Linked DNA regions of Mus musculus: regions 1, 2, 3, 4, 5 and 6 are each linked to region 7. A link is a loop called in an ENCODE intact Hi-C map of the cell type or tissue named here. Cell type or tissue: heart. All regions are shown on one strand. Region 1 overlaps Gm40670 (a long non-coding RNA gene). Region 2 overlaps Micu1 (mitochondrial calcium uptake 1). Region 3 holds the start of P4ha1 (procollagen-proline, 2-oxoglutarate 4-dioxygenase (proline 4-hydroxylase), alpha 1 polypeptide). Region 4 overlaps P4ha1 (procollagen-proline, 2-oxoglutarate 4-dioxygenase (proline 4-hydroxylase), alpha 1 polypeptide). Region 5 has its middle 26 kb from the start of Gm40670. Region 6 overlaps Septin10 (septin 10). Region 7 holds the start of Septin10 (septin 10).

Region 1 (4,000 bases), 56 kb after region 7:
CTACTTGCAAATGAGCGTGAACACCTGACAGTCCATAGAGGTTACAGATGTTGCTATTGGTGTTACCTGTTTGTTCAGTGGTGGCGCCTACAGAGGTAGTAGGAAGAGCAGGGAGGGGAACCCCAAAGGGAGTGGCTTAACTGGAAGACTTGGCGGCATCTTTCCTTCAAGAATATGGTGAAGGATTAAACCCTAAGAACACTGGAGCCTGTGGTATAGAATTTAGGGCTGGTTCTTCCTCCCGGCCCCGAGTTCCTAGAAATACAACTCAGACTCAAAATATATTTACGAAGACCTTGGCCATATAGCTAAGCTCTTTCTGACTAGCTCATAACTTAAAATAACCCATTTACTCTAATCTACATTCTTCCACTTGGCTGGCTACCCATGCTCAGGTACCACGTGTCCAACTCCTCACAGCTTCCCAGCAAATTCCCTGCCTAAGCCACAGGCCATTAGATTTTTATTGACAGGTGCCATGTCCATACAGAACAAGATACTCTCTCTACAGTGTGGAGCACAGGCACGGGAAACTTGAAAACAGCAGGAACTCCAAAAGCAGATCCCACTGCCTATCCTTTTGTCTCTGAGGGAGTCTTGGCAGCCATGGACAGTGATGAGCTCTTAGAAGACTCAGCACGGCCACTCACCATGTCACTGAGCTCAGTCACTGCTGCTGAGTCGGAATGATGTATAGGAATCTCGAGGAGAAATGTCCACGTGTAATTGGAGACAGTTTCTTTATACGAGGAATACTGGAGAAAGAAGCCATCCCATAATGACTTTGGCTTTACTTTCCGAACATTTTGAATGAGGACCTTTGCTTGAGCTGACCAAAAGCATGTAGTTCTATTTCTTCTTGGGAGTCACAAAGTCACCTGACAATTTTCTCTCATTTGTGACTGGATTGTACTTGTACACTATCCCATAATATTGCTGAGTAGTTGTCTCTATAAATAATTAATCTAAATGTTCTGATCTGAGAGATCTGATCTCAGGAGTAGATAACCTGCCTGAACCAGTATCAGTCTCTATGCTTAAAAGCCTACCTTGTGACCCTTTTGAGAAGGAGCCCATTGCTGCTGGCTGACCAGTGGTCACACAATAGCAGGACGTAATGTATTGGGTACCAGGTTTTTAAAAAAATGACTGAAATCAGTATATTTTATATACTTATATATATATTCTGTTCAAAACAGCTTATTTTATTATTTTTTATAAATATATTTTACAGAAGACACTAAATACTAACATTTATTAAATATTAGTTTATATACTGCATACAATATGTTAAATGTATAATATAACATAAATGTATTCATGTATACATTACATATTCTATATAAACACATATACATATGTAAACATATAAAAATCAGTTTATATTTATACATCTTATACAGAGAAAATATCTGTTAGGTGGAAGATAAGGAAATGAGTATGGTTTATAATCTGGCAAGCTTGGAGCCTAAAGTCCCATGGGAATATAGGGTTGTAAAAAACAGATAAAAGGCTTTTGAAACAGCTCACTGTATTAAAACTACTGTGTTCGTTAGGAGTTTTGTTTTCTTAGTCAACTTGATACGATCTTAAGTCATCTGAGAAGAGGAAGCCTCAACTGACTTGCTCTTCATAACTTTCTCGGTTTGCTCTTTAATGCAACCCAGGACCACCTGCTTAGGGGTAGAAGCAGCCATAGAGGGTGGGACCATCACCTATCAATCATTAATCAAGAAAGCACCGCCCACAGACCTGCCAGTCTAGTGGAGGCATTTCCTCAGTTGAGGCTGCCCCGACTTTCCTTCATAATATCTTCGTTGTAAACTGCAGTCTGAAATAAACCCTTTTCTCCTCCAGTTACTTTTGGTCATGGCGTTTTATAAATAAACAGCGAACAAGGACGGTGCCAAGGCTGCAGACGACCTACATTTGACCCCGGATATGGTAGGGGGAGAAAACTGACTTCTACAAGCAGTCCTCAATTTCGGGTGGACTGTGGCCCATGCTAATTAATAATTAATTAATTAACTAATGCAAATTAAAAAACCCAGGGCATTCAAAAGAAGACACAGGAAATCCAAACCACCTGTCCTTTAGTTCTTCACCTAAAAGTATTTATTTTGAAGTGTTTTTAATTGAAATAGGATTACATCAGTTTCCCCTCTTCTTCCTAACAGTGCTTCACACATACCTGCCATCTGACTCCTCCTCTGCTCTCTAGCCTCTTTTTCTGTATTATACTCCTTCATCTTTAATCACTGGTTTGCAGCCACGTTTAGCCCAGTTTACAGCTTAAACTGACCAGTTGCTACTTGCTCTGTTTTCAAGACTTTATGCAACATGCCCTCTGACACTTGACTGTACAAACACGGTCTGGACACAGTGATCTGCTTTGTAAAGTGCAGTATGGTGTGGTGGGAGGGGATGCCTTACTGGGTCCCCTGAGATATCAGTCATATGACGGGTCTAGTATAAAATAGAGTTTATTTGGGGGCATGGGAAGGGGGTTTGAGAAGCAAGTAGAGGCAAAAAGTGGGGGGGGGGGAGGGTGGCCAGAAACACACGGAAGGGGGAGGAAGAAGAGAGAGAGGGAGAAAGAGGCTAGAGAGAAAGAAAAGGGTCAGAGAGAATGAAGAGAAGCCAAACAGTTCTTTTTTTATAACAAGCCAGGCTCCTACCTGGCTGTTGCTAGGTAACTGTTGGGCAGAGCTTGGAAGGAATACTAACATGCTAACACACAGTCCTGCCTCTCCTCACACACCACATAAAAAACCACAAACAACAAGCCATATATAAGGAAGAGCCCTGGCTTCATGCTGAGGGACTTCAGCCTGTAGTAGTTTCTCCTTTCTTGTTCTAACCTTAGCGTTTAGTATCTAACTTTATGTAATATTGTCAGGGTTCTTATTAGTAAAATAGTTGGGGTTTAGATTTCTCAGATTTCTAAGTCCTGAACTAAATTTCATAGCCAATTCATTTGCTCATAGCTTTCCTTCTTTCGGCTATATCTTTTGACTTCTAAACCCCACACTTTACATTACTATAATGTCATCGACTCATTGGGTTTTCCTTAGTGAAAAACAGAAGTGTGCAGGCTAGGACTTTTCATACAAGAGATTTTTTTTTAATCTCATATGAGTTTATCTCATTAGATTCTAATTCATATTCCAAATCCTAACCTCAGAATAGTATGCTAATTATAGCATAAAAACAGTAAAGAATATTGGTCAGACTTGGGGATAGATTAGACTATTCCAAAAGAATAGTACAGTAGACATTGGTAAAAGTGGTGTCACTTTGGTAAGCATCATTGTCTTGGTCTGCAGCCTGTGGCATAGTATATAATGGTGGAAGGAAGTTAGTTATAGGCAACTGCCCTTTGGAAGAATATGGGCACCATGGTCTCTCGTCTTTCCATGTCTTTCCCTTCTTTTTTTTTTCTTTTTAAGATTTATTTATTTCATGTATGTGGGTACATTGTCACTGTCTTCAGACACACCAGAAGAGGGCATCAGATCTCATTACAGATGGTTGTGAGTCACCATGTGGTTGCTGGGAATTGAACTCAAGACCTCTGGAAGAGCAGTCAGTGCTCTTAACTGCTGAGCCAGCTCTCCAGCCTATGTCTTTCCCTTCTAGCCACGTCAAAGTGGGCAATTTCCTCAGCCACATACTACTATCGTGGTGTGTTGGCTGAACACAGAAGCAAGAACAAGGAAGCCTGGACCCTACAGCTCCAATATGCAAATCCCTCATCAAGGCTAACAAAATATAAATTTGATTAAGAAAGGGTCATGAGATGCATGTGTCATTAAGCAGTCAAGGACATTGCTTATCGGAGATATGTTGTCACGGTGATGGGAAGCAGACAAACACAGGAAGTATGGATAATTAACACAAGCATTAACAAAAACAATGACCCGAGAGCCACATCAGTAGGAAGAATAGTCACCTACTAAACAACCCGTATTCCATCTACTCAAGACTCAAATGTTATGGA
Region 2 (4,000 bases), 510 kb after region 7:
TGCATTGAAGGAATTTCTTTCTTTAGTATTTATATTTTAACTGTGACATGAAAAGAATCTGGTAGGGAGGGAGCTTTCCCAGGGCTAGCAGTGAGAAAGGGTTAAATCAAACTTCAATGGCTTTAATGGAAGCACCTCTCAGCATTAAGGCATGAAATAGCAAGAACTTCCAGCTACAATGTGGCACCGTCTAGCTTCAAGCTCTGGACCCCACTGCTTTCTCCCATGGATTTTCAGGCGCGAGTCACACTTGAGCAACTTTCTCCCTTTAAATTTCCTGTTTCTCACCAGGAGCCGGGCGTGCAGGGGGAGAGCTGTCCCTTCTGATTCTGTGTGCTCTCATTGTTACTTCTGTGCTGTTCGCACCTCAGTGGGACATTCAGGAGCTTCCCCTGATCCAAGTGCCTGACCAACAGATTCTCCTGCCATGAGTTCTTGTGGCTTTTCCTGGCATTCCCCCAAAATGGCTTTCTAGTACATTTTGCTGATATGATACCTCGGTAAAATTCCCAAGTTTCCATAGTTTTGTCCTCTCCATAAGATCTGGGAATCATCCCTGGTTGGGCTGGCCCCTTTGGATGCTCTCCATTAGGCCTGGAATCCATGGCTGCTTGAGCTGCCATCTCTTTACATCTGGTTAACCCTCCTGTTAGAATTAACTGTATTTTAGATCAGGATTTCTCTGTTTAACTTAGCACGTAGTTTCTGTCTTCAAATTTAACTTTGATTCCTTTGAGTTATAAGTAGTTAAGTAGTAGCTCTGTTCTCATAAGTTGTTCTGAGGCCAATTAACTGCAAAACAGTATGGTGTCTGATAGTATTTCATCAGCGTTTGGTGATGTAGCTGCCACCACCACCATCATGATCATTATCGTCACCACCGGCAGCATCTAAAAGTGACGTTTCTATCATTTGTCCACAGGATGTTTCGTCTTAACACCCTTTCTGCGTTGGCAGAACTAGCTGTGGGCTCTCGCTGGTACCATGGGGCATCACAGCCCACACAGACCAAACGAAGATTGATGCTGGTGGCGTTCCTGGGAGCATCTGCAGTGACTGCAAGTACCGGTCTCCTGTGGAAGAAGTGAGTGTTATTTCAGGCTTGCTTTTACATCAGAATTTCTTTGCTGAATTGTTTGGTATTGATGATGTTGGTCTATGGAATAAGGTTTATCAGCTAGTCGTGTCCCCCTGCCAGAGCAGTGGAGACCAAACAGCTCCTCAAGCGCTGCCTGCTGCCCCTGCTGCATTTTTCATCGAAATGAAACATTGCTTTAGAAAAGGGATGTTTTCTGAAACTTCAAACTTAGGAACTAAGTTGCCACAGGAAACTAATCCTTGTACTCTTATATCACCTGGTCATTTTCTTCCTCATTGTGGAACCTTCCCTGGAGAGAACAGAAAATGTGGCAAGCCACAGGCTTCAGTTCCTCTGCCTCTGCCATACTATGTGTCTTCTGTCTCATCCACCCTGTCTTCCAGTTACTGTCCTGATACCTGGCTTCCCAAAACAGTACATTTTAAAAATTAGTCCTACTGAATAAGTATGTGATAAAGTGTGCCCATGTAAAACAAATAGTCCCATGATTATTAGCAAATGCATATAGTTTTGTAACCACCCCCCAAATCAAGAAATAGAACATTTCTACCAACCGATAGTGCCCTCCACACTAGGTAACGTCACCCACAATTCCAAGCCACTGGTGAGTTGATTTCTGTCACTATCGATTTATATTTCTGAAATATGACGTAAGTGAGGACATGAAAAATTATTTCTTGGAGGCAGGTTGGTGGCATAGCCTCGAATCACAGTCCTAGGGATTACAGAGGCAGGAGCATTGACAGTTTGAAGGCAGCCTGACTTTAAAACAACTTATGGCAAAGTAACAATGTATGCTTGGCTGCATCTGCCTTCCTTAACTTAGCCTGATATATCCATCTGCATCAGAAGTCAGAGTTCTTTTGCAGTCAAGTGGTGCTCTTTCATATGGGCGGCACCATTTATCCAGCTACGGTTTCCTTGCTTCTACCTGTTTGTTCTCATTGATAGAAGCCACCTTGAAATTCATATGCCCTTCTCTTTGGCTAAATACCTAGGAATATATTTGCCAGGAAAATGTAACCTTGATTCCAGACTGCCAAACCAGGGCAGTGAGATGGCTCAGAGGGTAAAGGCTTCTGTCACCAGACAAGGTGAGCTGAGTTTGACCCCTGGGATCCACATGGTGGGAGAGAGCAACTCCCAGAGTTCTTCTCTGACCTCCACACTCACGGTGGTGGGCGCCTCACCACACATAAATAAGGGTGATAAAATAAAATTAGTACTTGAAACAATATAAAAGCCAAACCGTTTCCCAGTGGGTTCTCGGCAGTGCACCAGCGCAGTCTGGCTGGGCAGGGATCCTGTTCCCACTTGCTCATGATATCTGGTCAGAACACTTGGCTTCCTGCTTCCCGAACAGCTGACGATGCTAAGCCTCTTCCCAGAATTGGTGGCCATTTCTTTGGCCTTCTTTGTGAATTGTCTATTCAAATTGCCACTAAAAATGAAATTCCTTTTAAAAAGATCTCTACTTATGCGTACGTGTGTGTATATTTGTGTGTGGGTATGTGCACATGTGTGAAGGAATCTGGCAGAGGCAGAAGAAGGCATTGGGTCCCCTGGAACTGGAGTTACAGGTGCTTGTGAGCCTCAGACATGAGTGCTGGGAACTGAATATTATTGATAACTTTCAACTATTTAAAAATGTGGAAAGCATCCCCCTCTCGGAAGGCTGACACAAGCCAAGTGGTGGTGGTGCACACCTTAAATCCCAGCACTCCGGAGACAGAGGCAGGCGGACCTCTGTGAATTTGAGGCCAGCCTTCTCTACACAGGGAGTTCCAGGACAGCCAGGACTAGAGAGACCGACCCTGTCTCAAAACAAAAAACAACAACAAAAGGAAACTGGCAGCCATTGTGTTTAGTTGTATACTTGCTGGTAATCCACCAGTCTGACAGATGGCTCTAAGCCTGAGACCACACAGATGGCCCTGGTTACACTCAGTAGACAAACCAAAAAGATTTGAATGTAGGAAAGAAACTTCTAATGGGGGATTGACAGCAGTGTGAGGGGTGTAAGAACGGACATGGGAGTAGCATACTATCTACAGTGTGTGAAATTGTCAGAGGGGTGTGTGTGTGTGTCTTTCTGTCTGTCTGTCTGTCTGTCTTTGTCAGAGGTCAGTGGCTAGAGTTGTTCTTTCCTCACACTGTGGGCTTGAACTGAAGGGTATTAATAAACTGGTGACATCGGAGTTGGTGCCATGTTGTCCTCCTGAGAAATTCTGAGAGACATTTTTGCATCTTCCCAAGAGGTTTCCATCCTGAGTTCTCCGTTCCTTTTGTTGCCCCACATTTCTTTCTCGTTTTGCTTCCTTCCCTACTTAAATTTACCTTTCTTTGTAACCGAAGCCCTTCGTGCAGTGCCCACATTGTGGATTCCATGGCTGGTGCCTTATGTATTTACTTGAGCATGACTTTGCTTAAAAAGACAAAAACAAGGTTGGACTGGCACACAGGATTCACAGTGACCTACAATGAGAACCCTGGTGTTCTAAATCAAGAGAAGCCACATCCTACAAGATAGTTAAGCCTAATAATGTTTCAAAATGTGCTTCTGGAAACTAATTGAAACAGATCACATCTGATCTGCCTGTGGGTCTCCTCTTGAGGCAGAGTCCCTGTCTCAGAAACCTAACTCAGAGGCTGTCTCCACCTGACAACTGCTGGCAAAGGAAAAATTTGTTTCTCCAAGGGAGTTTCATTGGTTATATGAGCCACTCTTAAGGGCAAGTCCTTTGCCCAAGCTTTTGCTTATACGTTATGATTTCCAATTTTGTGTTTTTATGGTATATGTGTGTGTTTGTGTGTCTGTCTGTGTTTCTCTGCTTTTTCTTTGTTGTTTGTTTTGTTTTTTTCTATTTGCCCGTTTGTTTTCTAAAGCAAGAGAAAAGGAAG
Region 3 (4,000 bases), 100 kb after region 7:
TGGTTTTTTGCTTTTTTTGTTTTTCTTCTGTAAATTCTCTTACTAGTGGCCTGGTTGGGATATGCCTCACACTTAAACCATGACAAAGGAGCAGAAGTCTCTGGAAAATCCAACTGTGTTGTCATTATAGCAAAAGAATCGAAATCGTCCTACAAAAACATTTTTGGCTCTACTGCTCCTGACTAGACCCACAGAGCCACACTTTTAGAAACCATTGCTTTCAGACGCCTGAAGCTCTTTGTCTCTCTGTCCCAGATAAGTGCCAATCAGTTCCATACTTTAGCAAGCAAGGAAAACTTTACAGTTTTAAACGAGTAACAAATGTTAGAAAAGTCTTTCTTTCCCTGACAGGAAGTAAATTATCTCTGGCATTGTCCTTATTGCCAGTAACTAAGGTTCTCTTCTTTTAGATCAAGACTAAACTCAAACACAGTTCGTGCCTTATATAGTGTGCTCAGTAGTATTTTTTTAAAGATTTAATTTTATTCATTTTAACTATACGTATGTGTCTTGTGTGGTTAAATACCGGTGTTCTTGGAAGCCCAGAGTTGTTGATCTGCCCGACCTGGGGTTTCAGGATGTTGTGAGCCACCACCCAGCACGGTGCTGGGAACTGAAATCTTAGCTGTGTGTGCCACATCTCCAGACTTACTGTTGTTGATGCTTGTTTCTGTGCTGGTTTGTTTGAGGCTAGGTAATAAAGTCTAAGGCCTTTTTTTTCCATGTTAGGTAAATGCTCAAAACCCAACATCCTGGTACACCCCCTCCCCAGCCCCATTATATGTTTCCATGCTCTTCCTGAATCCTAGGCATGTGCTAAGTAAGTGCTTTTTCATTCATTGTCTCATTGTTTCTCACAGCAAGCCTAGGGCCTAGGGAACAGATAATATTGTATTCCTTCTTTGCAGATGTAGCACCCAAGATACAGGGAAGTTAAAATCTAACTTTATACAGAGTGGGTTAGGATTTAACCTCAGATGACACTCAATTGTCATCTATTATTCACCCATAAAGTATGCGGGTGGGAGATTAAGCGAAATCCTCGTGTTCAAAAGTGTAAAAAAGACGCTTATTAAAGCAAAAACCCCTGTGGGCCAAGCCAGCCCCGACAGTCACCCCGGATACACCGTCTTGTTTCCCACTCCACACCTCCACTTTATTTCCTAAATTCTTATAAACTTCTCCTAATTTTGCACAACTGTCCTTCCTGATGGCTTCGATGGCTCTGAGACCCGCCGCTGACCCTGAAATGAAGGCGCTAAATCCTACAGGAACCCGGGCGGGGGTGGTGGTGGAAGCCCCATGGTAACCACGGGAACGGTGGCGTGGCAGGAGCTCTGCGCAGGCGCACTGCGTCCTCGCGTGGGCCAGCCTAGGCTTGGAACACCCCGGGCCTGGGCGACTCCCGGGTGGGTGGGAGGCTCGCCGCAAGCGCCTGCGCAGTGGCGCGGGAGCTGGTGTGACAGAGCGCACGTAGCGAGGGCTGCGGCCGCCCCCTCTCCGGCGCGCCGGCGCGGCAGGGGAATATAAAAGGGACGCCTGGCTCCCTCTACTGCCCAGTCGCACTGCCAGCAGGCTGAGGGCGGCAGGGAGCTAGCTAGCGGGGACTGCAGGCGACAGGACTGACCCGAGCCGAGCTGTCGCCTTCCTCCCGGCCCGCTATCCAGGTGAGGCGCTCCTCCGATCTTGGAGACGGATGCGGGGTCCCCGCGGGCAGCCGGGGTCCCTTCGCTCTGGAGTGGGGCTCAGCCCTTCTCACAGCCGCCCCCGGGTCTCCCCGAGAGGACCCGGCCCCGCACCCCCGAAGTCAGGCCGCCCCGGCGCTCTCCCAGCTTCCCTCGCCGTCCCCCCACCCCCGTCCTGCCTCTGGCCGGAGCGGCAGCAGCGGCTTGCGCCCCGCCCCAGCACTAGGACCTTCTTGAATGTTCCATCCCGGGCAGCCAGCCTCCCTGATGACTTGTGCAGCGGTACCTCGTCCGCCCCACTAAGCCGGGGGAAGGCGAGGGCGGACGGGCGGGGGTCTGGGCCGCCCGAGCCGCAGATGGTTAGCATGTGGCAGTGGAGAAAGCAGGCAGCGCTTGCAGCCGGGGGCTGAGTCTCTCCGTTTCGATCGCTCTTCTTCTCTTTTTCCTTTTCACTTTTGGAAAGTAAAGCTGGGAAGTGGGACCTACTCAGAAGTTAGGACTGAACTTGTCTGTTGCGCTTCTCGGCGTTGTCTCAGCAAGTAGACATAGCCCGGGGCGCCGAGTTTAGCTGAGAAGTTGCTGTCATTCACAGTTGGGGAAGCTGGCTTCTTCCTTCCTCTTCATCCCAGTGAATCACTTAAGGACACACGCGTCTGTCTCTGTATTTCTCTCTCCCTCTGCTCCTTCTTTCCTCCTGGTTTCCAATCTTGCCCACCTCCTCTGGTTCAGCTCACCCTGATGATCCCCTTTCCCTTTTCGTCTTTCACGCTCCCCTCCTCTTGCAGGGTCAACAAGTCAGTCCATTTTGGCCAAACCTTCTATGGTTGTGTGAGACTTTTAAACTGAATTTTGTGATTGACCCCAGATGGATGTTCAGTGTGGGGAAGGATGGTACGGTTAAATACGAGGTTGTTTCTCCTAGAGAGTGGGAATTTGGTACAAAGGCAGGCTTTCGGACTTAACATCTTCAGCTGACCATCCAAAATGAGGACTCTTGGGGTATTGCACCGTGGTTTATAGGGAAGAGCCTCCACAGAAAGGGATAGACAAGCTCCTGGGTTCTCTTTTAGGAAATGATTTTTTTTTTTTTTTTAATTAAAAGGAACCTGCCAGGTTCGACTTAACTCGAGAGCCATGGCTCTTGGACTTTTTCCTTGGAATGCACTCTGGAGGGATGGAATAGCCACTACGTGAGTGGGGGAGGGGGGAGACGTGGCAACGCTGTTCTTTCATCAACTTTTTTTTTTTTAAGGTTGAGGGGGAAAAAAAAAACCTCGTTTCCCTTCTCAGGTTTAGATGAAGCTTATGAATGGAACTTAGTCTTTTCCTAAAATAATCGCATAAAAAAATTACTCCTGCGTAGCAGGAACATTGGAAATTAAACTTTAAAAAGACACAAAAGGGTTATTTTGATTATTTCTAGGGAGAAAAGAGATTTTTAAGCAGGAAGTAGAAGCTGAAAGTGAACACGCTCTGAATATTTTTATCTTGATTTGAAATAGGAATAGTCGTGATTTCTTTCTTTTTTTTCTTCAGCCACTGATTTTCTTTAACTTTAGACCGTCAGTGTCATTTCAGAACCTTAAATATGAATTAGAAGCTTTATCTTTTCCTTTTGTAGGAAGCATAGATTTTTGTTCCTTACTTTAAAAGGTCATGACAGTTTGATTTTGCAATATTGTGTCTAATTTTTTCCTGAGGGCAGATGCTTTTTGGATTTACAGACTAAGAAAAGGTCTACTGTTTCTCTTTTAGGTGGATGAAGCTATTTCCATTGTTATACTGAATTTTTTTTACTTTGAAATTAAGCTGAGACTTTGATAAAAGGCTTGGGCATTTTGTCACTTTGTAACTCAGCTAGTAAAATAGGTGAAAACCAGATACAACTTGTAATTGTAAAGAATAAATATTGAAAAAAAAATTGAAAAACCTTTATAGCCAGTGGTGGTCATACATGTCTTTAATCCTGGGACTTGGGAGGCAAAGGCAATTGGATCTCTGTGAGTTCGAGGCCAGCCTGGTCTACAGAGTGAGTTCAGCATAGTCAGGGCTACATAGAGAACTCAATCTCAAAAAACCAAAAACAACAAAAACAAAATAAAAAACCAAGGAGGAGGTGGAAGAAGAGGAGGAAGAGGAGGAAGAAGATGAAGAGGAGGAGAAGAGAAGGGGGAGAGGAGGAGGAGGAAGAGGAAAGAAAGCAAAGCTTTAGTTCTCCTGTGTATCACCATTGTTGTAGGAGAGCTGTAGCTTTGGTGAGGAGACACTAATTTTCTGTTACTACAGAGTGAGTTATGGACTGACAAGCTGTGGTT
Region 4 (4,000 bases), 110 kb after region 7:
GTAGGGCATTATAATTAAGAAAACCATTGTGTTAAAACAAGTGATTGATAAAGCTATGTCTCCCTATTAACATGCCACTTAGGTTGTTCAGTGAGTGTGGCTAAATGAGACATAGTATTAAAACAGATTAGAGGAACCATTCAGTTGCGTGATTCTGTTTTTCCAGAAGAAAAATTGAAGAGAAAAGCCCATTTTAAAGAGAGTTCTGTTTTTGTGATTTCAATGTTTTTCTGTATCCAGACCAGCAACATCAGCAGCTCATGAAATGTGTACAAATTGCCTGTTTATTCCAGACCTTTAGATGGTTCTGATACGGCAGACATGAAACATCCAGAAAACACATAGATAGGAGATGACAAGATGGCTTTGTGTGTGGTGGCCTTGCCACCCAGCCCTGAGGCCCTGTGTTTGCGCCCCAGGGTACATGCAAAGGTTGAAAGAGAGAAGTGATTGTACAGTTGCCCTCTGACCTCCACACGTGTACATCATGTCATTTGTACATACAATAACTCAAAAAGCAGAAGTGTGAGAGAAAGCTTATTCCTATATCTTTATGAATGAATTTTCTGCATATTTTCTCACGCTGTTAAAACTATGTTACATTACTAATTTTTTCCCTTTTGTTTTGCTAGAGACACTTTCTCACTATTTGTGACCCAAGCTGGGTTTGAACTGCTGATTCTTCTGTCTCAGCTTCCTACATGCCTGGATTACAAACGTGCAAGTTTAAATGGTTTTCGTGTACTGCACACACTAAAGTGTGGGTGTGTGTGTGTGTGTGGGTGTGTGTGGGTGTGTCTGTGTGTGTGAGAGAGAGAGACAGACAGAGAGAGAGAGTGTGTGTGTGTGTTCCCATGTGTATTCCCGCGTGTGTGCATGTATGTGCACAGGTGCCTGCAGAGGCCAGAGGATCTGAGGGTTAAACTCACCTCATTAGGTTTGTTGGCCAGTGGCTTTACCCACCGAGCCATCGTATGGCCACCTGTATTCTTATTTTTAAGCTTATGCATTCCCAGCTTGTTTTGTTTTGTTTTGTTACACTGTTTTGGTTATGGAGAAACTTTGCAACTTATTTTGTTACACTCTTGGCCAAGGCTATTAGATCTTTGTAAAATTTATTTTGAAGAAGCAGACATATTCACATTAATAGAGCTTTGAGGCTTTATATAGGCTTTAAAGTATAGTTTTCAGGGCTGGAGAGATAGCTCGGAAGTTATTAAATAGCACTGCTATTCTTCCAGAGGCACTGGGTTTTGAGTTCCGGCTATAAATTCTAGTTTCAGGTAATCTGATGTCCTCTTCTGACCTCTGCACACACTGCACACAGGTGGCACACAGACAAACAGGCAAAGGATCCATATACATAAAATAAAACGGGGATGGGTGGGCTGGAGAGATGGCTCAGCAGCTTAGCACACTTATTGCTCTTACAGGGGACTTGGGCTTGATTCCCAACATCATGGTAGATCAGAACCATGCAAAAAGTTTTAAAAAGAATCAGTTACTGGAAGAAAAATACCACTTTAGAGCTGCTTTTTAGTTATTTCTGTAAGCTAATGATTCTTGGTTTATTGTGAGGTTTAAAGAAAACAGCAGGTAACAAAGAATCTCTAATAACAATATATTTTAGTAATAAAAATGTTCTTACCTGACAGATCTAAACTTTATCATCAAAGTTAAAAAATTATCTAATTCTTGTAACTAGCCTTGTATTAATATATTGAAGGCATGTATAATTTTTTTTTTCTGGAAATAGCATTTACTCACCAAGAAAATTATGGCAGAAATCTGATTAAACACTGAGAGAATTCTAGACTCTTCAGACAGCCTGGTGTTTTGAAAAAGCTTTGTGCTTTGGCAGGAGCTCAAGAGAGGAAGTGCCTGCATCTGCTACATTCTAGAAGCTTTCCCCAGATCACTGTAAGGCAGCCAAAAAAACTGTGTTTCACTACTGTGTGGTTCTGGAAGTATCTGGAAGTTTGTAGCAAATTGGAGAGAGGAGATATAGGAGTTCTTCCAAAATGCCATTTTATTGTGGTGAACTTTTTCATTGCGATTCAACTTAAGGAGAAGATGAAGGTTCTTTTCAACTTTTGTGGATTTCAGTCGGCCTCTGTTGAAGCCTGTTAGTTTAGACAGCTTAGAAAGATTAGAGAAGTGTCTACAAAACAGGCTGGCAAGTCAACCTAACAGATAGTAACCTGCTTCTGAGACAAGCCAACCTGTGGTAGTAACTCACTCTGTTTTAAAGCAATGAGAAAGCTTGTGTGTTTGGTAGGGGAGGAGGAAGAGTCAGTTAGTATGTAAAGCAAGGCGGAGCCTTTCAGTGGGTTCTCAGTACCCTCATTATGATGAGCAGTCCTCACTGGAAAAGACTACTGGGGCAGAGGAAACAGGAGGCAGGGGTGGTGAGAGGCTCTGTGGTTAGCAGACTGTGAAGACCAGAGTTCAGTCCCCCAGAGTGCAGGTATTATGCCAAGTGGGTATGACAGGCTGGCTGCAGGGACTCCTAGCCACATGAGTGAGCTCTGGGTTTGGCTGAGAGAACCTGCCTCTCAGTAATGTAGATGAGTGATTAGGGAGATTCGGACACCAACCTCAGCATATGCAGCTCACACATAAGAATGAAAAAAGAAAACAAAAGTTATCAAGAAGAGCTTTGCTGCCAGGTTGAACGTGGGGGGAGGGGGAGGGTCACGGCTGTGTACAAGGCTTGGGTGGCTTTATTTGTTATTTTTCAGCATAGAACACAGAAGTAAGAGAAAAAGTGTTCCCTTACCCCTTCCTAACATCAACAACAACAAAGCAAAATAATAGCAAAACCTTTCTCCTCTAAAGCTAGCCCTCAAAGCTATATCTTTAAGAGAAATTACTAGTTTAAATGTACAAAGCTCTTTTGGTATTCTCCACAACTTAAGTAGCATTAGAGGTGCGAGTGTAGCTGAGTTGGTACAGGACTGGCTTATGCTCTGGGTTTCATCTCCAGCTCCACCTAAACAGGGCATGGTGGCACATCCCTGAAATCCCAGTTATCAGTCGGATCGGAATTCACAGTTATCCTTGGCTAGATAGTAAATTCAAGGCCAGTCTGGATACATGTGATCCTGTCTCAAACAAAAAAGAGCATAGCTTCATTCATGGTTAATTAATATACTAATCCAGTCCCATCTCTTTCATCATTCATGATTCAGCACTTTCACAGTTATGAAATAGTCAGTTACCTTCCATTTTTATCACCTCCACAACTTCAAACTTTCAAGTTTAGAACCATACTTGGGAAAGATGGGTTAAGTTAGAAATTTTAAGGATTAAAGAACTCTGATTTTTTTTTTCTTTTAAATCATTTCTAACATCTTTAAAGTGTATTGGTGATCTCTAAAGTATATTCTGTGAGACATTCATGTTTTAGAGCTAGACAAAGGGACAACATTTTCATACTACAGAAAAAGCCTCATCTGGGACTTGAGAGACGGCTCAGCTGTTAACACCTTCTGTGTTCCAGAGGACCTGAGTTCTATTCTCAGCACTGGATCTAGTGGCTCTCAACTGCCTATAATTCCTGCTGTAGGACATCTGATGCCTCTGCCCTCTGAGGACACCCACACTCATGTGTTCATCACTGCACACACACACACACACACACACACACACACACACACACAAAATTAAGAATAATAAAAAGGAATTATTTTTAAAAAGCCACAACTGTTTAGTTGCTCTGCTTGTGATAACGGGAAAACAAGTGGGTTGAAGTTTTTCTATAGTATGGAGCACCTAAATTTATTAAAGTTATGAATTAGTTGTTAAATTGATTTGTAAAAATTAACATCAATTCTAGGGGCAGCCTGGAAACTAATTATTGCTGTTCTTATAGGTGTGTGAACCTGTGAAGTTCCCCAAGATGATCTGGGTTGTTTTAATGATGGCGATTCTACTTCCTCAGTCTTTAGCCCATCCAGGGTTTTTTACGTCAATTGGTAAGTCTTAGGTTTTAACATTT
Region 5 (4,000 bases), 71 kb after region 7:
TGCCTGTCAGGCCACCGCACTGCAGGACTCAGATACGGCAGATATGTAAACAGGTGTGCCCAGGCTGCCATGCTGGGACATAGCAGGCATGCATACAGGTATGCAGGCACTGCCCTGTGATGGTGGTGGGACACGTCACAGGTGTGGAAAGTTATACTGTAATGTATCCTCACTGTGATACGGCAGGCATGAGAACAGGAAGATTCACATTACTATGTGGTGGTACTGGGCACGGCAAGGCACTGGGTATGAAGAGGTGAGCCAGGCAGTGAGCCAGGTGAGCCAGGATACTGCAGGCATGTGAACAGGCAGGCCCGTGTGGGAACACGGAACCAATAGAGCACATGTGCCTGTGCCACCACATGTTGTCATGTGTGCAAACATGCCTGCCCACATAGCCATATGGTGGTGCTGGGACATGGTGGATGTGCAAACAGGCATGCCTGTGCCATCATATAGCATAGCACATGGGACATGCTCAGGCTGCCACATGGCAATGCTGGGACACAGCAGGGGTGCCCATGCCATCACATGGTGACCCTGGGACACGGCAAGACCAAGCACAGCCAGGCCACACACAGCAGTACAAAAGTGCAGTTCCGGGTTCTACCTCTCCTGTGGGATGCTGGTACACCGGCTCACAGGCAGGGCAAAGTCCAGAGTGGGTGGAGCCTGCAGTCTGCCCCTTCCTTCTGGGGCATCAGACACTGCTGTATGTCAGACAGAAGAGGCTGAGTCTGGGATGAATTGGTTCCACAGGGCTCTGGTGCCCTGTGGAATACTGGGTGTGTTCCAGCTCTTAGAAAAGGAATAAAGAGGTTCCAGTGGCCAGCACAGGGTGTAATCAGTCCTGAGTCCTGTGCAGAGGCTGCAATGCTGGCTGCCAGCACTCTAATGTGAGTCTCTGTGAGCAATAGGAGTCTGGCCAGGCAGGTGGGTCCAAGCTTCAAAGATGAGTGTGTGCTTGGGAGAGCGAGCCCTCGTTCAAGTGTTACAGCTCAATAAAACAACCAGTCTCAGATGATCCCTGATGAAATAGTTTGTGTACTTTATTCCATTCGGACAGGGATTATACAAGCCTTGGAGAATGGGATGGAATTTGTGGGGTAGATACATTCTATTGACTGAGGCTAAGATGCTGGTGATGTTGTTTGCATGGGGGAGAGTTCCAGGCGCTGTGCCACGTGACCAACTACCGGTGATCATCTTAGTTGGGGGTTGCGGTTATGTGCCCCAAAGCAGGCATGGAGTAGTTCTACTTCTGCTGTCTCAGATTTCCGGGGTTTCAATATGCTCCACCTCACCAGTTCCATGCCTTTCCTCTCGTGCCCAGTGCCCTACACAGAAATACAGCAGAGATGCCAATAGATACAACCACACTTCCACATCGAGGCACTGGGACACAGCACAGATGTGAACAGGCATGCCAACCCTGATAGGTGCTGGTGCTGGGACAGGCAAGCCAGCACCACCGAATGTCAGCAGTGGGACACAGTAACTGTGCAAACAGGTGGCACATATATGAACCGTCATGCCTAGGCCATAGTGTGGCAGGCCAGGGACACAGCAAATAGGTGTGCTAGTGTTACCCTGTGGTGAAGCTTTGGCATAGCAGGCATGCAAACAGGCAAGCCTTTGTCATCACGAGATGGTGTTGGGAGCTAGCAAATGTAGAGTAGTGAACCCACACCACCTTGTGGTGGCACTTGGAAATGGCACATGTGTGAACAGGTAGCCCAGGTTGCCACATGGAGGTGCTGGAATACAACAGATATATGCACAGTCTATACACACAGTCGTGCCTGGGCTGTGACATGGTGGTGTTGGACATGACATGGCAGGCTTGTGGACAGTGAGGTCCCAGCTGTCACAAAGTAGGCTAGAGCATATCATTCACGTAAATAGGAAAACCCAGGGCAATATGTGGTGGCACTGGTATATGACAGGCATGTGGCTAGTTATGCTTGGGTTATCACACGGTAGTGCTGGAACATGGCAGGTGTGCAGATAGACATGCCTATGCCATCACATAGCAGCACTGGCATATGGTAGGTGTGCAAAAAGGTGTCCACAGGATGCCACACGATAGAAGCCGACACAGCCTACCTGTGAACCAGCAAGCCTAAGCTGCCTCATGCTGAGGTGTGTGACTGTCAGGTGTGCATACAGACATGCCGGTGCCTCCACATAGTAGCCCTGTGATGTGGCGGGCACGCAAACAAGACATGCATGTGCTGCTACGTGGCAGTGTTGGGATGAATGTAGATATGAACGTGTAAGCCCATGCGTCGCCTGTATCACCACGCAGAGGTGCTGGAACACAGTAGACATTCAAACAGGAGTCTTCAAACAGGCATGGACAGGCTGGCAAGGGTGGCACTATGGTATAGCAGGCATATGAACACGCATGCCCAGGCCATCATGTGGCAAGAGACATGTGGGAACAGATGGTCCTGCATGAGCAAGGGACAATGCTAGGACACGGCAGGTATGTAAAGTGTGTAAACATGTGTTTACACATCTGTTCCACCATGTGGCATCGCTGGGACATGGCATGGTTGCCAAAAGGCTTGCCCATGCCGTCCTGTGGTAGTACTGAAGTACAGCAGGCTTGTAAACAGGCGTGTCCAGACCGCTGTATAGCAGTGCTGGGACACAGCCGGTGTGCATGCAGTCATGGCCTTACTGCTACATCATGGTGCTTAGATATGGCAGGTGGATGAACTGGCAAGCCCAAGTCATCACCCGGAGGGTACGTGTAAATGTGCCAGAGTGTGGTCAGGCATGCCTGCCTGTGCTGCCCGGTGGCCACACTTGGATCGAACACGGTATGAACAGCTGTGCTCATGCTGGCAGTGGGACACAGCACATGTGTGAACAGGCATGCCCAGGCTTCCTCATACCAGTACTGGAATATGGTCAATGGACACGCCCATGCCATCATGTGGTGGCATTAGGAAATAGTGTATACCAACAGTGAGCCCAGGCTGCCATGTGGTAATACTGGGACACGGCAAGCATGTAAACAAATCAATCCAAGCCATCATGATTTGGCCCTGGGGCACAACAGACGTGTGAACAGGCATGGGAACAGATGTGCCCAGACCTCATGTGGCAGTGGGTGTGAGAATGGGTGTAACATACTGTCATACAACACAGCCCTTGTGTAAACAGGCATGCCTGTGCTACCAGGCTGCTAGGACACACAGGTGTGCAAACAAGAGTGGCCACACAACCACATGGCATAAAGCATTGCAGGGCACTGCAGGCGGGCAAGCTGGTGTGCTTTTGCCACCAAGTGGTGGTGCTGGAACTTGGTGAGCCTGGGCCACACCATGCCAGCACTGGGATACATCCGGCATCCAGACATGGGAACCAGGCTGCCTGTGCTACCACATGCCAAAATCGCAGCATGGCAAGTGCACACTCATGTGGGTTCTGTGAAGTGGTGGGAGCTGGGACATGACAGGCATGAACATCCATTTCTGTGCCATCACGTACACGTAATGGCACAGGACATGGCAGGTATGCAAACAGCCTTATGCATTGCTCCATGTGGCCGTGTCAGGACATGATCTATGAATGGCCCATCATGCTGTGCCACCGTGTTACATTGATGAGGCACACTAGGTATGTAAACTGGCACGCGTGTGCGGCCACATGGTAGTGCTGGGACACAGCAGAAGGGAATGGGCAGGCCTGCACCACCAAATGGTAGCTTTGGACCTAGCTGGCATGCAAAGCCAGCACTGGCTGGTGGTTGGGACACAGCAAGCACAAAGAACAGGTGTATCCATGCTGCAATGTGTGGTGGTAGTCACAGCCAACATTCAAACAGGTGTGCTTGTCCCACTACGTGTTGGCAGTGGGACACAGCAGGTACATAAGCAGGTGGCAGTGTCAGGACACAGCAGGTATGCAAAAGGCAGATAGTAGGACCAGGTATGAGAACAGGAGTACCTACATTGCCATTTGGCAGTACAGGACATGGAAAGTATGC
Region 6 (4,000 bases), 55 kb before region 7:
TGCTAGATAATAACTGAGTTACTGATAAGGCAAAAGGAGCAAGAGCTCAATGCATACAAACAGCTTTGACTGTGATGGCCATCTGTGCTCTGGAACTCTTGTGTTACATAAAATTGGAGCTGGAAAGAAAAAAATCCTTTAAATGGAACAATAAAAAAATTGGAAGCAAAAATTATCAAAAGCATTACTTTCACAAAGCTTTTATACAAAGAGCAAATAGACAGCACATACAGGATATTTAGCTATGGGAGTTTGAAAAAGAAAAACAATTATCAAGCCACATTGTCTTGAGGATGAGTCCTGCGCTCTTAAAGATCTTTGTGCTTGGGCTGGGGGTGAGATGTTGCTCAGCTGGCAAAGCACGAATAAAGCTCTGGGTTAGACCCTTTAGCATAATAAATGTATGGACTCTAGCTGCCCTAGAATACATGATTCCATGTCAAAAAAAAAAAAAAAAAGGCGTGGGCTACAACTCAGCAGTAAGAATGCTGTCTGCCCTACAGGACGCTGGAGGCCCAATCCCAAGTACGAGCATACAAGGGGAGAAAGGAGAAAAATGTCCAGTTTGTCTAACAGCGTAAACAATAGCAAGGCTCTCAAGGAGAGCCCGATGACAACTGTGATGGGGAGATATATATGGGAAAGTGGGGGAATCTTATCTTGTTATACTAGACTACACTGAAGAAACAAACTGAAAAGCTCATCTTTTTAATCCAAAGCACAGTAAAACTAGTAATAAATTCTATTTATAATTTGCATCTTGAAATCCAAAACTTCAATCAAAATACATCTATTATACATTCATTCTTTCACCAAATAATTACACAAGATGTAGGCACTGAGTTCCCTGAAGCAGGAGCTTGTTCTGTGAGGACCACAGCAGAGCTCAGCCTCCTATGACACAAGGCCTCCCAACAGAACAAGGCATGGCAGGCTTCGTGAAGTAAAAACAGTAAAGTGGACAAGGGATATTTTAAAATAGGAGGAATAAAACAAAGGGCACAAACACTGAATGAAATTATCAAATAAGAAAGTAAACTTACTTTCAAAAGCTTGTGGCTTTAACACATATCTCAAAGCTATGAGCTGGAGATCATCTGCTACTCACCCCCTGACCCTACTGTGGCCCTCTCATTCTACCTTCCTCTCATTCCTCACATCCATCATTCTCTCACCAGCTCTGACTTCAAAGCACAGGAGATCCAGCTGATACCTGATTCCCGTGTTAAAATAACAAATTCTCACAAAATCAATGATTAGTAGAAATACGTTTAAATGAGCCCAAGAATTAAAGTTTCATCAATAAGGTACTTAACTCTGATTCTCCATCAGTATGCAGTTTCCATGGAGACATAAATATAAAATAACTCATGGTGCTACTGAGCAGTAACGGCAGGACTGTGAAGTAACGGTAGCGACTCCACCCACCTGCCCCACCTAACCCTTATGTGCTGTGAGGCTTGCTATTCGTGTGCTTCTCTTGATTCTGGTAAATACTGAAGCCCTAAGACACGGCAGGTGCTACTCTAGCTGCTGCGAGGACAGTGGTGACCAGGGCGGAGTCTTGGTAGTGTTGGTAGCAGGAGCAGACAGTGCGGAAGCAAGTAAAGAAGAGCAAGCAGGGCAAGGAGACAGATGGTGAGGGGCAGGGACCGGGACAGGGTAGCAGGACTCTTACTTCTTTCGGTCTTTGTCCTTCCTAATGCTGCTACCTGACGCCAAAAATGACTGGTTCGGGAACAGCTCACAGGTAGCTTTCTTCTTAGCAAAAGCAACCGATTCTTCCTCCAACATTCTTCTCTTTTCTTCAAGTTTCATTCTCTCTTCCTGATGAATTCTTTTGAGGTGCTCAAATTTGGCCTGAAGCTGTGAAGCAAACAAACAGTTCCCATAACTGACACTATGTGGCAGCACTCACACGGGAGTCATTTCCATCTCAGCCAAACAACACTCTCACCCCCACCCAACTCATTTATGCTACTGGCCATGCTTCCTGGAAAAGCCTGGAACTGCCTTGGAAACTTTCATTTTAAAGTTAATCACTTTATGTGATTGAGCCAATACATAAAGGCCATAGACTCAGGAACAAAACTTTTGACTGTCTACTAAATATTTTTATATTCTTGCCTCTTTTTTTTTCTATAAAACCTATTTAATAAAGATTCTCAAATTCACACTCATTAAAAATAAGGGACACAAAAGTACAGAAGAAAATTACCAAGAATATCAACCAAAAAATTAAAAAGCAACCCTATTTTCCAAATAAAGATTGCACATAGAAAAAAAAAAAAGAAAAAGAAGAAGAAGAAGAAAAGAAAGGTTTGAAAGTCATACTAATAAAGTACTGGATAGCAAGCATCAGTTTATATCAAGAACCTTGTGATGGTTTCAATGAGAAGAGCCCTCATAAGCTCACACCTGGTCCCAGTTGACCTGACCCAGAATCCCCAAAACAAGATCTAAAGATAGGAGGGTCATGAGACAGGGCCCCAAAATTAAGGCAGTAAACAACAACAGGTGGTAATGGTTAACTCCAGCTTGGTCAACTCGGGGGACCAAGAGCAGAGCTGGATCCTAGAGAAGGAGCCCCTGAGGAGGCCTCGAGGGTTGTTCCTCTATGAGGGGGACTGCATGGGATGTAGAAGGTACTGCCTGCGCAGGTCACAGGGCACCTTATCCTGGGTGCTGCCCGCCTCACTGATTCATTTCCCTTCCCTTTATTTATGGGAATCAGAAGTATCTTTTTCAGACACTCCATGGGATGCATCCAGAAAATTAGAGTAAGTATGCCCTAGATACTCTGAAATACTAGGGGACAGAGAAACCTGGCCTCTGAACAGCATCTTAAATTTTAACAGCTAGATCCACTCTACAGATGAAAAGAAAACGGAAGCCGGGCGTGGTGGCGCATGCCTTTAATCCCAGCACTCGGGAGGCAGAGGCAGGCGGATTTCTGAGTTCGAGGCCAGCCTGGTCTACAAAGTGAGTTCCAGGACAGCCAGGGCTATACAGAGAAACCCTGTCTCGAAAACCCAAAAAAAAAAAAAAAAGAAAGAAAGAAAAGAAAAGAAAAGAAAACTAAAAAAAAAGTTCCTTATGACCAGGCTCTCTTCCCCTAATGGACAACCTCAACTTGTAAAAAGGCTATAAACTGGGTACCATTTCTGAGGGTTTGCTCCTGTACCCAGTCCGTTTTAACATTTCCATGCTTGACATCAATTCAAAATCCCATGAAGAGTAAATATATGCACAACCTGGCCTCATTATAACATAGAAACCATTAGACAGTTTCAAGTCTGAAAATGTCAGAAGGTAGCTCTTCAAAACCAACTTGACAGATGAGCTACCACTGTCTGCTACATTGTGTATTGGAGTAGGTATTGACCAGAGATAAAAATAGTTGATTGTTCCTTTTAGCCAGAAATAAAGAAAAGCTACCAGAGAAGAAATGCTTGGTTTGGACTTAAAATTGTCTAATGGCTTCAATGTTATAATGAGGCCAGGCTGTATGTATATTTATTTCCCATGGGATTTTTGAATCGAGTCTTTACAAGACCCCAGTGGCAGCAGGTGCCCAGGATTTACAACAGACAAAACTATACTTTTGTGGACCTTAGATCACATTATTCCACCAATATAATCTGGTAAATGTTTTCCTTTCATTCTTTATGACATTAATGAACATAAAAAGGAACTAATAAACAGAAAAACACAAAAGGGATGTAAGTGATAAAGGTTTGTGAAAGATAAAGCGTAAAGATGGAATATGTATAATGATTAAAGGATTTGAAAATTCCTAGGATAAAATCAAAACTGATATAAAAGTTCTACTTTAGTCAAAGGGATGCTCTTGGGACATTGATGGACTCTTGGTAACATAAAAACTGACTTAAAGAAAAAATTATGTTTAATCGATATATATATATATATTATATACATATAATATATATGTTTAATCAATATATATTCTGTTATATTTGTTTAAAATCCACTTTTGTCT
Region 7 (4,000 bases):
AGAAAGAGAACTGGCACTATTCCAGAACACCTAAGACTAGGACTTTTCCAGATGAAGTTACAGTCTCTGTACCTTCACTTATCTTTGAAGGTAACGAATACAATTACATGTAGAATGGCATTTAAATAGAAGCAAACAAGGACATAGTGGCACATAGAAATTCTCAACGACTACCTGATGGGGGGAAACAAACAGCTTAACAGTAACACAGCTTTGTCAACTGAGATGTCTCGGATGCACAGAATAGCTGATAAAAGTATAACTGTTGCTAAGAAGAACACGGACCCTCGTGGCAGAAATTCACCTATAAATGCCATTTCTAGTAACTACAAATAGAAATTCCATTGTTTTCAGCTTTCTATAAAAGTATATGAGCCACAACATAAACCTCTTCCTATGTGAAGCAATAAACAGATTCCAAATATGGTGAAACTCCATTCACATGTAAATATCGAAAAATTTACCCACGGTAGACATCATGGCAAATATGGGTGACAGATGTGAATGCAGTTACTGTGTCCAATGTATATTTCAGGGGGAAGAGACCTATAAGTTGTATTAGTGTGGATATATCTAACAAGAAATCAAAGTTTCATCATGCTAAAGAATTAGAAGGTACTGATAAATCACTAAATGGATGATAATACTTTTTTATGAGAATAGGTTTACTGGACAGCCATTAAGGTTCGAATAGCTTAGGTACTATGATTTTTTTTTCATGTCAATGATCACGAACCAACTTCACACAGAAATTATAGCATTTATCTATTTCTCATTATTTTTATTTTAGTCTATTGAAATAAGTTCTACAACTAAAATGCAACATAGGAAGATAATAATAAGAGTCACTTGTTTCAGGTAAGTAGAAAGTTATTTGGGAAATGTTGCTTGAGATTAAGAATCCGACAAAAATACTACCAATGCCAAAGGATTCAATAGAGTTAGTTAAGAGGATTACTTTCATTAATATTGGATAAGGGAAATATTAGAGTTTCTTAAAGTAGAGAAAAATAATTTACTGCGTGCAGCTGTTAGGGAAGTAGAAATAGAATCTATTCTACCCCCTGCGACAACTGGAAGATTCCACATACAATCTTAAAATGATGGGAACAAAAGCAAGATTACAAGAGATTGGTATTATGAAAACAGTATGACCTCTCGGATAACTATGGCTTATATCCTATATCAACTAAGATAAGTTTTTCAAGTTATTTGAACCGCACAAAACATTGGATCGGTCAAGTGGTTTGTTTGTTTTTTTTTTGTTGTTTTTTTTTTTTTTCATTACAAGGGGACGGGAAAGCCAAACAAAACCGCCAAGCATTACAGTAAACCCGCGAGCTTTGGAAAATCTAAGGAAGCCGACTTTCCGGTCAGTAGCCATGTACGTGTACACAATTGCACAAAATCAGGCGGATTCCAAGGCCTGATTTAAGTCGGGGAAAAGGAAAAAAAAAACCGTTACAAAGTGATAGGCATCGATCATCATCCTGGATTTCATTTACACCACCCCGCTTTGGCCAGGACCAGGAAGCCTGGAAAATGTAACTTTTCCCCAACATGCAGTCGCTCGCCAGAGCTCTTCAGCCCTCGCCCTGGGGCAACAGGGAGCCCCCTCTCCACGACACGCGGAGTCCCGGAGCCGCACGGTCACAATCTCGCTGGCCCAGAGGCGACCGGGCGGGGCGGGGCGGGGGCTCGGGGAACCCAAGGGCGCGGGGCTCACCAGCTGCTGTACCTCGTCGCATGAGGCCATAGCCCTGGTGGGACGTAGGGAAACGGTGGTCTCAGGCTGGACGCAAACACAGGTCCCGGGCCGCTTCAGAGAGAGACCCGCTGGGCGTAACTGGCGGGACAAGGGGCGTGCCCGGCGCCCCGCAGCCGTTAATGGGCGGGGCGGCCTCTGCTGAGAGGCTGGGGCGGGGCCGAGGCGGAGGGCTGCGGGAACGCGCCAGGGACTACCAGGGTTTCCCGCGCTCGGGGCGAGCTTCTCCCGGGTGTGCCCCACCGGGCGTTTTGACGAAAAGCCAAGTGTGTGGGGAGGGTGAGTGGAAACGTGAGCCTCGGAGGCCAAGCTCTGGGTCCCTCGCCTCCCGCCACTGGCGGAAACAGTGGCTGCGAGCCCGCGCGGAGCCCGGAAGTGGGCGGGGCCTCGGGCCGGGGACTGTCGCCGAGATTGAGTCCCGAGCGGAAGTGGGTGTGGCGGGGCGTGTCCACTGGGACGCGGCCCCAGTGAGGCGGTGTCAGCGCTCGCGGGACTCGAGACTCTTCAAAGCTGGGATCGCGCGTGCTGCCAGCCACTGAGACCCAAGCCGCTCTCCGGGTCCTCCAGGCGTCCGGCCATGGTGTCTGGCTGAGCGCTCCTGGGGCTGAGAAGCTGAGCCGCGGTGAATGGAGGGGTCACTGGAGCTGAGCTCGGAGGCGATCCTGCGCTTCCTCGCCGAGCGTGGGGGCCGGGCGGGACACTCGGAATTGGTGCAACACTTCAGGGACGTCCTGGGTGGCCAGCGCGAACAGCGCACCCGCGCCCGCGAGCGCTTCAAGGAACTGGTCAATGCCGTGGCCACCGTGCGCACCGATCCCGCGGATGGTACCAAGTATGTGCATCTCAAGAAAAGGTTCTGTACGGGGGATTCCCCCCCGCTTGAGGCCAAGCTCCCCCGAGAGCCCCCGCGTATCGAGGTGACTGAGGAGCCTCAAGTCCCGGACCTTGCAGCGGAGCCTTGCGAGGGCAGCCAGCTCCAGGAGGCAAATCCACAGTTGTCTCTCGGACTGGGTGGCGAAGTGAGCGACCAAGAGCCTCCAGCCCCTGCTCAAGGTGGGGCCCAAGGTAAGGACTCGCCACCACAGGAGGTCGAGGCCGTGTCCTGGGCGTCGGGTCCCGGGTCCAGCGAGAACCTTAAACTCCCTCCACAGGGGGAGGCTGAAGGGGGCAGTTCCCCTAGTGGGCCAAACACACCCAGGTCGGCCCGTCAGAACTTTCGGGACCTGGTGTTGGGCAGCTCCCCGCAACTAAAGAGGAGCGTGGGTCCTGGGGACGGTAACGCTGGAGGTCGCAGCAGAGGAGGGGGCGACTCCGATACCGCATCGTTAGCTTCTTCGTCCGCAGAAGAGGAGAGCAGCGTCGGGGCCTCGGTTACCCTGGATCCCCTGGATCACGCCTGGATGCTCTCAGCTTCCGAGGGCAAGTGGGACAGCCTAGAAGGGCTGCTCACTTGTGAGCCCGGCCTGCTCTCGAAGCGAGACTTCATCACCGGCTTCACTTGTCTCCACTGGGCCGCCAAGCACGGCAGGCAAGAGCTCCTGGCCATGTTGGTCAACTTTGCCACCAAACACCAGCTGCCAGTGAACATCAATGCCAAGTCGAGCGGAGGCTACACTGCCCTACATTTGGCAGCGATGCATGGGCATGTAGAGGTGGTGAAGTTACTAGTGGGGGCCTACGACGCAGATGTAGACATCAGGGACTACAGCGGGAGAAAGGCCTCTCAGTATCTGAGCGAGAGCATCGCAGAGGAGATAAAGAACCTGGTGGGAGCCCTGGATGAAGATGATGGAGACAGCCCTGCCGCCCGCGGGGGTGGGCGCTGGAGACTTTCAAAGGTGCTCCCCTCACACATCACTCACAAACTCTCCCCGGTCGTGGAAGACGGAGCTGAACTTCACCACCACGTCCCCGAGGGATGGACTGGAGGAAGCAAAGCAAAAGATTCAGGTCGCAAAGCCTCGGGCAGCTCAAGTGGACGGATGAAGCCACGACTCAACAAAATCCGATTCCGAACCCAGATCATTCACACCACTCCCTCCTTCAGGGATGCTAAACCGACACTGGAGGAAGGGGAGGAGGAGGAGGAGGAGGAGGAGGAAAGGTCTCTTAGAGGCTACTCATCTTCCTTTAAACTGAGACCGAAGTCCAATGTATTTGGGTAAAATAATTCGCGCTAGAAATGCTAAGGCTTATTTGTCTTCAAGGTAGAATAATACTGGGTATGGATAAGAA

What was found. Peaks named below come from ENCODE experiments on the same cell type or tissue, not always from the same donor. Only the 100,000 strongest peaks of a DNase experiment are listed, where the experiment ranks them.
Region 1: a loop joins it to region 7, with 2.3 times the contacts of the local background. A loop is called at or near these places in 12 of 42 quality-filtered maps.
Region 2: a loop joins it to region 7, with 2.1 times the contacts of the local background. A loop is called at or near these places in 2 of 42 quality-filtered maps.
Region 3: a loop joins it to region 7, with 2.4 times the contacts of the local background. A loop is called at or near these places in 3 of 42 quality-filtered maps.
Region 4: it touches region 7 in a loop (4-fold over the local background); 2 of 42 quality-filtered maps call a loop at or near these places.
Region 5: it touches region 7 in a loop (3-fold over the local background); 15 of 42 quality-filtered maps call a loop at or near these places.
Region 6: a loop joins it to region 7, with 2.1 times the contacts of the local background. A loop is called at or near these places in 8 of 42 quality-filtered maps.

The regions. Positions count from the first base shown.
Region 1 is chr10:59,275,550-59,279,549 of GRCm38, forward strand. It overlaps Gm40670 (a long non-coding RNA gene), which reads left to right. Exons shown (of 3, transcript XR_871742.1): 3 at 1,858-1,991. Among named protein-coding and RNA genes, the nearest start is that of Gm40670, 10 kb to the left of the region's middle. In heart, no CTCF peak of the experiment used is centred here; no DNase peak of the experiment used is centred here.
Region 2 is chr10:59,727,035-59,731,034 of GRCm38, forward strand. It overlaps Micu1 (mitochondrial calcium uptake 1), which reads left to right. Exons shown (of 12, transcript NM_144822.3): 2 at 923-1,084. The coding sequence starts at 924. Among named protein-coding and RNA genes, the nearest start is that of Micu1, 26 kb to the left of the region's middle. In heart, no CTCF peak of the experiment used is centred here; a DNase peak (open chromatin) is centred at 2,427.
Region 3 is chr10:59,321,810-59,325,809 of GRCm38, forward strand. It overlaps P4ha1 (procollagen-proline, 2-oxoglutarate 4-dioxygenase (proline 4-hydroxylase), alpha 1 polypeptide), which reads left to right and starts at 1,487. Exons shown (of 15, transcript NM_001316371.1): 1 at 1,487-1,667. In heart, a CTCF peak has its summit at 1,568 (motif pointing left); a DNase peak (open chromatin) is centred at 1,462; H3K4me3 peaks cover 2,958 bases; H3K27ac peaks cover 3,522 bases.
Region 4 is chr10:59,333,180-59,337,179 of GRCm38, forward strand. It overlaps P4ha1 (procollagen-proline, 2-oxoglutarate 4-dioxygenase (proline 4-hydroxylase), alpha 1 polypeptide), which reads left to right. Exons shown (of 15, transcript NM_001316371.1): 2 at 3,875-3,977. The coding sequence starts at 3,902. Among named protein-coding and RNA genes, the nearest start is that of P4ha1, 12 kb to the left of the region's middle. In heart, no CTCF peak of the experiment used is centred here; DNase peaks (open chromatin) are centred at 1,882 and 2,462; H3K27ac peaks cover 507 bases.
Region 5 is chr10:59,291,096-59,295,095 of GRCm38, forward strand. No RefSeq gene overlaps it. Among named protein-coding and RNA genes, the nearest start is that of Gm40670, 26 kb to the left of the region's middle. In heart, a CTCF peak has its summit at 1,692; a DNase peak (open chromatin) is centred at 1,696; H3K27me3 peaks cover 835 bases.
Region 6 is chr10:59,164,826-59,168,825 of GRCm38, forward strand. It overlaps Septin10 (septin 10), which reads right to left. Exons shown (of 10, transcript NM_001024911.3): 9 at 1,679-1,866; 10 at 1-119. The coding sequence ends at 104. Among named protein-coding and RNA genes, the nearest start is that of Gm23223, 29 kb to the right of the region's middle. In heart, a CTCF peak has its summit at 1,893; no DNase peak of the experiment used is centred here.
Region 7 is chr10:59,219,653-59,223,652 of GRCm38, forward strand. Septin10 (septin 10) reads right to left here and starts at 1,848. Exons shown (of 10, transcript NM_001024911.3): 1 at 1,739-1,848. The coding sequence starts at 1,756. Sowahc (sosondowah ankyrin repeat domain family member C) reads left to right here and starts at 2,270. Exons shown (of 1, transcript NM_172939.3): 1 at 2,270-4,000. The coding sequence starts at 2,392. The coding sequence ends at 3,930. In heart, no CTCF peak of the experiment used is centred here; DNase peaks (open chromatin) are centred at 2,159 and 2,799; H3K4me3 peaks cover 3,206 bases; H3K27ac peaks cover 2,232 bases.